Linked DNA regions of Homo sapiens: region 2 is linked to region 1. The links are chromatin contacts, found by Hi-C or POLR2A ChIA-PET in ENCODE. All regions are on one chromosome and are shown on one strand. Each heading gives the region's core, a stretch centred on a gene start or an enhancer-like site at or near the end of the contact. The rest is flanking DNA. Distances are from core to core; before and after follow the strand shown.

Region 1 (5,054 bases), core at 807-3,306:
ACCCATTCATCACTAGGAGTGTTAAACTAGAACAATGTGGTATTTTCTCTAAAGCATCTTACAATCATTGTAAATTAGGAGATTATGAAGTCTCATTCAAAAAGATTATGGAGGACACTAAGAGTCTCCTATACACTATTTTCTAAATAAAAGGGACTTTTTAAAAAACTATTTAGTTAATAAAAGCAATACATGCTCATTGTGAGTGTGGGAGAAACAGGAAGAAACAAAATAAAGCACTTTCACGAAATAGGAAATGAAAATATGAGAATTTAAATGATTTAAATTTAAATAATCATTTTTCCTAGCTTCTTTCCCCATAAATAATCATTGTTAATGGTTCCTTCAAAATTTTTCACTGCACGTTTGTTGTTTATATATCCATATAGCTTTAAAGATCTTTACGTAAACGCTCTCATACTATTTGCAGTTTTACATTTTTGTAACGTAAAAATATATCTTAGGCACGACTCTTTAACAGGGCATACAAAATTGACTCACTGGTTCTCAGAGCTGTGCAGTATTTCGCTGAATAGGTATATCAATTTATTTTGCCCTTACTGAGGCTGACTTGAGCTACTTCCAGTTTTTCGTTTATGAAGTTTCCCTAAACTTCCACGAACTCTCTTGAATCCTCTTATATTCACAAAGCCATCATGAATTAATGCTATGTTATTTTACAAAATCGGAGGCCCAGAAAATACTGAAAAGGTTGAGGAAGTACCAACTCTTACAACGATCACATAAGCCAACAAATTCCTTTAAAAATGAACAAAGTATTGGCTGGGCTCGGTGGCTCACGCCTGTAATCCCAGCACTTTGGAAGGCCAAGGTGGGCGGATCACGAGGTCAGGAGATGGATACCATCCTGGCTAACACAGGTGAAACCCCGTCTCTACTAAAAATACAAAAAATTAGCCGGGCGTGGTGGCGGGCGCCTGTAGTCCCAGCTACTCGGGAGGCTGAGGCAGGAGAACGGCGTGAACCCAGGAGGCGGAGCTTGCAGTGAGCTGAGATCACGCCACGGTGCTCCAGCCTGGGCAACAGAGCGAGACTCCATCTCAAAACAAACAGAAGAGAACAAAACAAAAATGAACCAAGTATTTATAGTAAAATAATTCTCAAGGTAATATAGCTAATTATTTGATGAAGATATCTCCATACGTCTTTAAAAAGGCAATCAAAGATAAAATAATCATAGAATTGGGCTTCAACAAACCAAAGTACCATCTGTCATCAGTTAAGGAAGTATCAGCTGGAAGGATGGGAAAAACAACTATATTTTAAAACTCAGCAGAACTACTATACAATGCGATAGCTTTCAGTGTGTTCACTCAATACTATTACATTCTATCAAATGACAAATCCATCTAATTCTAAAGACTAAAATTGCAGTTTAAAATGTTTAAAATAATTTTGCTCCTTTGAAAATTACTCTTGATGCTAGGCAATTACTTTCAAATTAAAAGTTCCTTCAGACTTTAGAATTGTCACACATTAGTAGGGATTTAAAGCAAAGATATACCTTACAGTAAGCAACAATAACAAAGAAGGAGGAAAAAACATTGACTAAATATAATTTAGAAATCAGTAGACAGATAATATTGCACAGAAGAATGAAGAGTACATAGATAATCTAAATCTAGGGACATCTGGGTTTTAATTACACTTTTTCACCAAGGATTCCAAAGATGGCATTTTGAAGCCATGTATTCTTTTCCTGTCCTCCAGGACACAAGAATGCAATTACTAATGGGAAAATAAAGACAGACTTTCTTTTACTCATTTTGAAAAAAGAAAAAAATGCTCTCTCTAGTCTGCATAAACTGGCTGAAGTTTTGATCTGATGTGACAATTCCTCTAAATATGGCTCCAGATCTGCCCTTAGAATCATATAATACTGTGAGTAACAACACAGGTCAGAACGGCTCTCGGTCATATTCCTGGCTCAACTACTCAATAGCAGAGTGACTTTAAGCAAGTTCTGAGTCTTATTTTCCTAACCCGTACAAGCAGTTATTATTACCCTATGGGCTGCTGTGTGGATCAACTTACATAATGAACTCAAAGTTCCTACAACATGGGTGTACCAGGTCACTCTGGTTAACCACAGCTCCTTGTGAAGCAGTGATTCATACTTTCCAGCATGTATCACATGCTGCAATCAAACTGGAATCCATAACTATTCCCTAAACACGCCCTGATAATTTCTGCTTTGATTCATGCTACTTCTACAAATGATGCCTTTTTCCACCATAACTGCCTACCAAAATCTTATCCTTCTTTCAATACTTTTGCAAATGCTACTTCCTTTATGAAGCATTTTTCCCAATTCTCCTCTGTTATTAGGACTCGTTCATTCTGGAACTCTGTTCTTCCATCATACTTATATCTGGCCTTAGAGTTATAATGCCCTTGTCATATCTTTCTCTTTCTTTAGATTCTAAGTTCCCAAAAATAATGTAAACTTCTTCAATATTTACCAAAAACTACCAATTGAATTGAATGTTTGAGTGGAGAATATATGCATTTTCAGAGATATATACAAACAGGTAGAGATCTGGAAAACTGTTTCAGCTCCCAATGTCCTCCCTCAATATGGACTAAATTCCACTGAACTTGATAGCTATGTCAGTCACTACATTTTCGAACTGCATTTCCTAGTGGGGCTGTTATAATTTGTGTCCATTTTTTTTTCATTAATTTACATGTATTTGTGAAGTAGGTTTCAAGAAAGGGATTGAAATAAACACATTTTTATTCTGCCACCATTTTACAAAAAAACCTGCCTCATTTCCGAATAAATAAATACAGCCTACATATAATGTATATTAACTCAAATATTTCAATTCTCTCATTTAAGTATGCGAGTATTTCTATTTAAAGTTCTTTGATTCTAAAACTAAGAGTAACTGGACAACCTGTCAGTTCCCTGTAATTTCCTTTTGCACCTTCACACACTGTCAGCAATACAACCACAGTTAATTAAAATATGTACGTGGAACATGTAAAATAGCATCAAATATGAAATATGTAAAAGTTGAAAACACTAAAAGAAGCCAAAACTAAAAATGATTCTCCTTAACACATTAAAAACAGTACTATGTCTGAATAGAAAAAGAAAAGCCAATGGTAATCACTAAAGTTATTCTCCTGTAACAATGTTAACCTATATAATTTGATTTGAGTAAGAAGTTTACAGAATGTTAGTCTGATATAACAAACCAATTAGAAGAAGCATAAGCTTTATCTTTCACTATCATTCTGTTTTTTGGTGAAGGAGCTTTGAGCAGTAAATAATTTACTATCAAAAGCAGCAAACTCTGCTAAAGTTAAAATTACAATCTTATGAGTGCATGTGCATTAGGGATCATGTTAAAACCATCAACCTCATTTCAGTAGATGTCTTATCTCACATAAAGTATGCTGCTAGACATAAAGCATCAGTGGTTTACCTCTAAATGATCCAGTCCCTCCAGGAAACTGGGTGTAGTTTTAATAAAATTGAACTCATAAGTTTTTATTACATTTATAATGAATGCTTTTCAGTTTTATAGGCTCTTTGAAGGAGCAATTTAGTTTCTCTATTAAAACATGACTTTATATCCTTCACAACTCTCAGGTTTCAATTTTATGTTGCTACCACTCTCAATATAAATGAAGATATTGAAGTTTTAATAAAGGTATAGAGTTATTTTTATTGTACATATGAAATGTGAGTTTACAAAATTACAGGGAAAAGTACAGCATATTAAAATTTCTTTCTATTCTTACTTTTCTGTATCCTTTCTGCCACACAAAACTAACCAAAGGTGATATAACATATTTAGGTATTAATAAAGCAGGATTCATGATATTGTCTTTTCTTAGAATAAAGCATAATCTAATCTTTCAAAAATGTCTTATTAGCACAGTCGAAAGTGTAATACTGTTTAATTTAACTTGTTGGATCTTTAATCAATCTCTTTATTACATCTAGTGGAACTATATAAAATTTTCAAACATATTGGCTTTATTTACACCATCAAAGTTTGCCCAACAGTAGGGATTATTACAAATGAACAACAGAACATTTTGTTTGTATTTTGTTTGTCTACTTTCCCAACTAAAGAACCTGGTATATACTGGGTTCTATTTTGGAAGCTTACATTTAAAAATTGAGGAAGGTATTATTTCTGCCCGTGAAGAACTCACTATCTGCTGGAAAAAAAAGAAACAGACACATATACCATTATAATACACTGTTATATGGCTGTAATAAATAATAGACATAATAAATATCTATATCCATAATAGATAATTTAGAGCAATAATGGGACCACTGAGGAAAAGCAATCAACTCTGCCCTGGCAGAGAAACAGTTCATGGAGATTTCACCTAGAACTTGAGGAATAAAAGGAATTCCACAAACAGATAAAAGACAAAAAGGCATTACAAACAATAGGAAGAACCCATTAACATAACTGCCAATAGTATTTAGTACTCCTGCAAGAACTAATATTGTCATTGTTGCTTATTTTATTCAATAACAATTTGAACAAAATTATAGTACTATAGTGAAAAACCAAAGAGCTTTTCCTTGTGGAAAATTCTTTTGGAAAATTCTTTTAGATTAAGTCTTCTATAAAGACAAAATCAGATCCTACTCATACAATCCTGATTCCCATCTTGGCTTGTTTGGATGTTTAGAAACAATTCTTATCTGTTCTAAGAAACACATATGAAAAAGCTTGTATCAAACACATATGCTTGGAGGGTCTGAAGACATCTTTTAAACACAAACAATTCATTAAATGGAAATGCAAAGCATGCCTACATCCTACTACTATATAATGAAAATCGATGTGTTATCACCAACCAACATTTAACGTATCAAATCCAAAAAAAAAAAAAACTGCGTCAATTTCAGGAATGTAATCTTTATACAGTTTTTTGAGAATTATAATATAACTGCTATGGTCTGAATGTTGGTGTCCACCCAAAATTCCTATGTTGAAACCTAATCCCCACTGCAATAGTATTAAGAGGTGGAGCCTCTGGGCACAGTGGCTCAC
Region 2 (4,971 bases), core at 1,131-3,630, 1.7 Mb after region 1:
ACTAAAAATTATTTCCTTAGTATTATTATGTGCACAGAGTTTTTCACAGATGACTTTTTTACTACTAATATTTAGCCTATATGTCAGAAATAAAGGTAGAAGGAGCATGCTCATTAGGATCACTTATTCTGCTAATTCACTGATGGGGCTTTGTATATCATTCAAGCAAAGCCTAGAGAAGTCTAGATCACCGGTGAAATTCAGGGTATTAAAGCGCCTAAAGAATAGTCTCATTCAAATGTTTAAACTGCCAGGACTTTAACTCCCCAGAAGCATACTAGATCATTCACTTATGAACTCCATGTATCTATTCTAGATCTGGTAACTTCCGATTCTCATAAACAAGAGTTCCTGTGGTTAATACTCAGGCTTAAAACATGGTTAAACATGTGGGAACTAAGCACATATAAACAGCACTTGAAGAGATGCCACATTAGTGTGTTAATTTGAGTGGAACCTATTCATTTATGAATAAATGAATAATGAAATTATTAAAAGGTAAAAATAGAAATGGAATTCTATGCTAGTCATTTTTCTCTTTAGAAAGATGCACTTAAATTTGTACAAAATAGCAGGATAAATTGCAGGAAAATGTGTCCATTTATTTCCTAATCTCTCCAAATAACATAAAATCTACAGTGAATTCCATTATGTAAGAGCATTCTTTGAATATCAAGAATGATGCAGTTGTTGCTATGGTAACTACTCATTTTATTGACTAAATTGTGGGTTTGGGTAGCATTCTTTCAAAAAACATATTTTACCATCCTAAGTAGGTCTGATAAGACTCTTTCTATTGCTATCTGTTAAACAATAACTACAAGCCCCATTTGGGGATGATTAAACAGCCTCTATTAAAAGCTAAGCTTGATTTGCTAAGGAAAGAAACCTTTAAAGTTTGAAAAATGAAACATATCAACTACATTCAAAAGAACAAAGGATACTTAGTTTTAACTTTCTAGAGTAGTTGAAACGTGTGTATAAATCAACAGTAACATGATCTTACCTGTCTGTATTCCTTCACTGCCATAATTTTCCTTCTAATCCTAAATTATTAACTAAGTATAGGACTAACACCAGAAGGCTGCTGACTTTTCAGTTTGCAATTAAGCTAAAATGAGAACCAGTGGAAAGCTTTCCTCATTTCGATACTCAGGAGAAGTCTCTCTCCCAAGCCTATGAAAACAGAATTTTCACTGTCAAAATCTTATAAAACAGCTGTGTACAAAAGCCTATATTTAAAGATATCAAGGATAACTGTAGACTCCAACTATAAACACTCTTCAGGCACAGGCAAAAGCCACTAAGGCTTCTTCCCCTATGAGCTTCCACAGAGGGGGTTCTCACCGGAACCCCATCCATGGAAGCCGAGGGTGGGCTTTATCGGCAGGTGTCTTTAGGAGGCTTCCAATACAAACGGTATTTTCAGAACCTGCCCAGATCTCTTCCTCATCGCCTAAATAAACAGTTAAGACCAAGTATTTAAGAAATGGGAGTGGGGGCCACGAGTGTAGCCCGCCCCCTTTTAACAATGTGAAGTCCAGTCAGCTAAAAGGCCTGCTGGCTTCCCAGCCCTGGAAGCCAATGCGAGGAAGGCTCGGCATGGTTGTAGGAATGAAGTACTAGGAAGGGGGTCTGATAAGGAAGCAAATGGTACAGCCGGTAGGTCAAGCGTAAAGGAGGGACAACTCAGGTTTCTTTTCGTCTTTTACAAATGGATTTTACCTGTCTTGTTTTACCTCGGCGTCTCTTGCAAAAAGCGACCCCCACCTCCTCTGTGAGCGTGTATGTGTTTGTGTGTGCCGAGACAACAACCTCAGCACCCCGGCTGGGGACAGGGGCTTGGAGGGGGTGGGGACTCAATTCCTTTACAGGCCTAGAACTCTCCCGAAGGGCCCTCAAAGAAAAGGGGGCGGGGAGGAGCGCGTCTGATGCCGACTAGGGGGCTCAGACCAGGCCCGGGAGAGCAGCAGCGGCTGGGGGGACGTGCAGATCCTTTACATTTTAATGGTGGCCTCTTTGGAGGAGGGAAGAGGTGACAAGCGGTTGGGGGTGATGAGGCCTCCCCTTCCTCCCTCACTCAGCGCGCTGTTTACCTTCTCGGTACTTCTTGCGGAGCCGCCGGTGGACGCTCTTCACCACACCGGAGAGCTTCTCCTGCTCCAGTTTCCGCTCCTGCTCCCGGGGCGGCGGAGTGTTCGGGGACCCGGCCCTCTGCGCACGAGCAGTATTTCGGCCGCCGGCCCCTGGCTCCATATCGCAGCCGCCGCCGCCGCCGCCGCCCCTCAGGCCCCCGCAGACGCTCCCCAGATGGAGGAGGTGGGGTAGGAGGAGGGAGCTGCGGAGGCAGCAGCCAGAGGAGGCAGAGGAACCGGAGCGACAGCCTTGGAGGTGGACCCTCACCCAAAAGTGCAAACTGATTGGTGGATTTTGAGGGCTGGGCGGAAACGGAAAAGGCTAAGGGCCAATGGGCAGAAAGCGCCGGCGGCGAACCCGGTTGTTTGGGAAGGCGAGCAGCTGGAGGAGGCGGAGCTTGCGGGGATAGGGAGGCTGAGGCAGTGGGAGCTCCAGGCCTGGGTGCTCATCTCTTCCCCACCCTCCCCGGATTCTGTGCGCAGGCGCTGTGGCTCGGCCTCGGGAGACGAGCTGTGAGCAACGCGCTTGCGCGTCTCAGTTTGCTTAGTTTGGGCTTTTTTACAGCTCGGCTTTCTGATGTCTTCCATCATTTTCATCCCCTACACTTTATAATCTGTTGCGATGCGGCCAGGGTGCTCTGCTTGAACCTCCGCTGCACCTTGTCACATGTAGGTTCCCTTTAGTTACTTGCGCTTTGAGATGACGTTACACTTCAGGGACCTCAAGCACACAAGCATTCTAAGGCTCAAGGAGAGGTCTGGCTACCAAATGCTAATTTAATTCTCAGGTCGACAATGGTTTATGCCTGCAGTACTACTGCTGGGCAAAGGACATAGAAAATGCGAAAAGGAGAGGGCCAAGAAAAGCAACAGGAGATGCAGGAGGACAATAAGGAACGATGGAAAACTCACAGCAGATGCCCTCAAGAACTTTTGTAGTGACCACGGTGTTAATAAGCAGCCTTCCCTGATCTTATTCGCATCAGCACTCTGAGCTTTTATGGTCAGCTCAGGTGACCTCCTGTCCTTTAATTTGGAGAGTTAGTCTATGCGGAGTGTATCTAAGTGGGTTTGGTAACCTGTTCACCCTCCTCCACTTCTTTTCCATCTCTTGGGGAACGCGATTGTTGACTTCTGTCCCAGAAAGGTGGAACACTGCTCTCTGGAGAGAGGTAGACTGCATTGGCTCCTGAAGTGGTACTGAGGCTGCTGGAGTGTCAGAGATTGAATAGACTGAGAGCCCCTAATGAGTTGTGTTGGATTGTGTACCACTTCCCCATTGCAGGTGTTGGTTACGTGACAGTCTATGGAAATGATTGCAATGGTAACATTTTGATAATGATTTTCTAACTACGAATAAAGCTTGCATTATGTAACTGTTTTATATGCTACCTTCTTTATATTGAATACGCTGAAGAGCAAAGAATTATACACACTGTCTAGGACACAGGAGAAGCGGGAGGTGAAGGGAGATTGATGGAATTTAAAGGCGGAAGATGTGTCCCTACAGCACAGTGAAGAGACAGATCAAACACAAAGACAAGGACATATAAACTTCAAAAGAACTCCTTATAATTATGAAGAGAAGTTAAGCGGAAGTGCCTAATAAATTGAAAATATGGTGGTCTTATTTGGGGGAATTTCATTTGGGAAGAAAGGGGAGCTTGAATTACATGTCTCTTTTGGCTCTTTCCATATTTTAATACATATGGAAGGCAAATAATGGTGCAGATATTCGAAAGATACAATGATAGTAAAAAGAGCATTAAATTTCACTTGTGCTGAACTGTAGTTTTATTTTTTAAAAAAGAACTTTTCAGCATAATACTAGCAAATGAACTTTTAAGGCCTCTTAACTGAAGATGTTCACTGAAGGAAATTTGGAAAATACAGAAAAGAGTAAAGAAAATAAGACATCTGGACTGAGAGATAACAACTTAACATTTTTTCTTTGTTTGTATATACTAATTTCAAATAGGATATTTCTTGATGCCTATGTGGCAATCTATTGTATGAATAGCCTACTATTTCATTAACCAATTCCCAGTTATTGTAGATTTATGTTTTTTCCAGCTTTTTTGTATTACAGATAATGTCATGACAAACACATTTGCACACAAGTATTTGTCCATTTCTTTAATTATACATTCCATCAGGCTAAATTCCTAAAAGTTCAATTTCTGAAGCAAAGGGTCAAACATGTTAGGGTTTTGATGTATATTATGAAATTGCCTTTTCTGAAAGATAGTAGCAGTTTATGCCATGTCCACTAGTACCTATGGGTGTTTATTTCATTGCACCCTTACCAAAGGTAGGTATTACAATTTACAAAGTCATTAATGAGATTTTAAAAACATGTCTATTTTTTAAATAAATATGTGGAATTTCCTGCTGTTTCGTAACTAGCTATTCTTATTGGTATAATATTTAACTTAAAATACCAACGTAAGAATAAATAAAAGGAACTTATTTAAGACTATCTAGTTGTTGTTGTTCAAGCAGATTGAAGAGTCCTACCTTTTAAAATTACTTTTTGACTTCACACTTTCTTGAAAAGCAACCGAAGAAATAACAATTGGACAGCCAGATTTTATTTTAAAGAAAATGAAATCTTTTTATTTTCTTTAAATTTTTTATTTAAAAAATGTTTTATTTAAAATTTTCATTTAAAAAATTTTAAATTTTTTATTATAAAATAAAGATTTTATTTTAAAAATAAAAATAAGATTTATTTTATTTTATTTTATTTTATTTTATTTTATTTTATTTTGAGATGGAGTTTCACTCTTGTTGCCCAGGCTGGAGTGCAGTGGCGCATTCTCGGCTCACTGCAACC

What was found. Hi-C counts contacts between places; a loop is a spot of excess contacts on that map. ChIA-PET counts read pairs that join two places held with the same protein, here RNA polymerase II (POLR2A).
Region 2: a map of psoas muscle shows a loop between it and region 1 (7-fold over the local background). The contact joins the promoter of SAMTOR here to the enhancer-like site in region 1. A Hi-C loop is called at or near these places in 1 of 168 maps with a recorded cell type or tissue (psoas muscle). POLR2A ChIA-PET finds 5 or more read pairs at or near these places in 1 of 52 experiments (PC-3).

The regions. Positions count from the first base shown.
Region 1 is chr7:111,196,400-111,201,453 of GRCh38, forward strand. All of the region lies in intron 3 of IMMP2L (inner mitochondrial membrane peptidase subunit 2), which reads right to left. LOC124901725 (a long non-coding RNA gene) reads right to left here. Exons shown (of 2, transcript XR_007060477.1): 1 at 1-5,054. Among named protein-coding and RNA genes, the nearest start is that of LRRN3, 110 kb to the left of the region's middle. Within about 2 kb of position 2,057, at least 4 of the 41 ENCODE cell types and tissues checked have a DNase peak (open chromatin) inside an H3K27ac peak, as active enhancers do; they include PC-3, where a contact is called at or near this core.
Region 2 is chr7:112,937,495-112,942,465 of GRCh38, forward strand. SAMTOR (S-adenosylmethionine sensor upstream of mTORC1) reads right to left here and starts at 2,381. Exons shown (of 5, transcript NM_152556.3): 1 at 2,097-2,381. The coding sequence starts at 2,256. RefSeq lists a silencer at 2,210-2,309 and enhancers at 2,339-2,855, 2,510-2,849.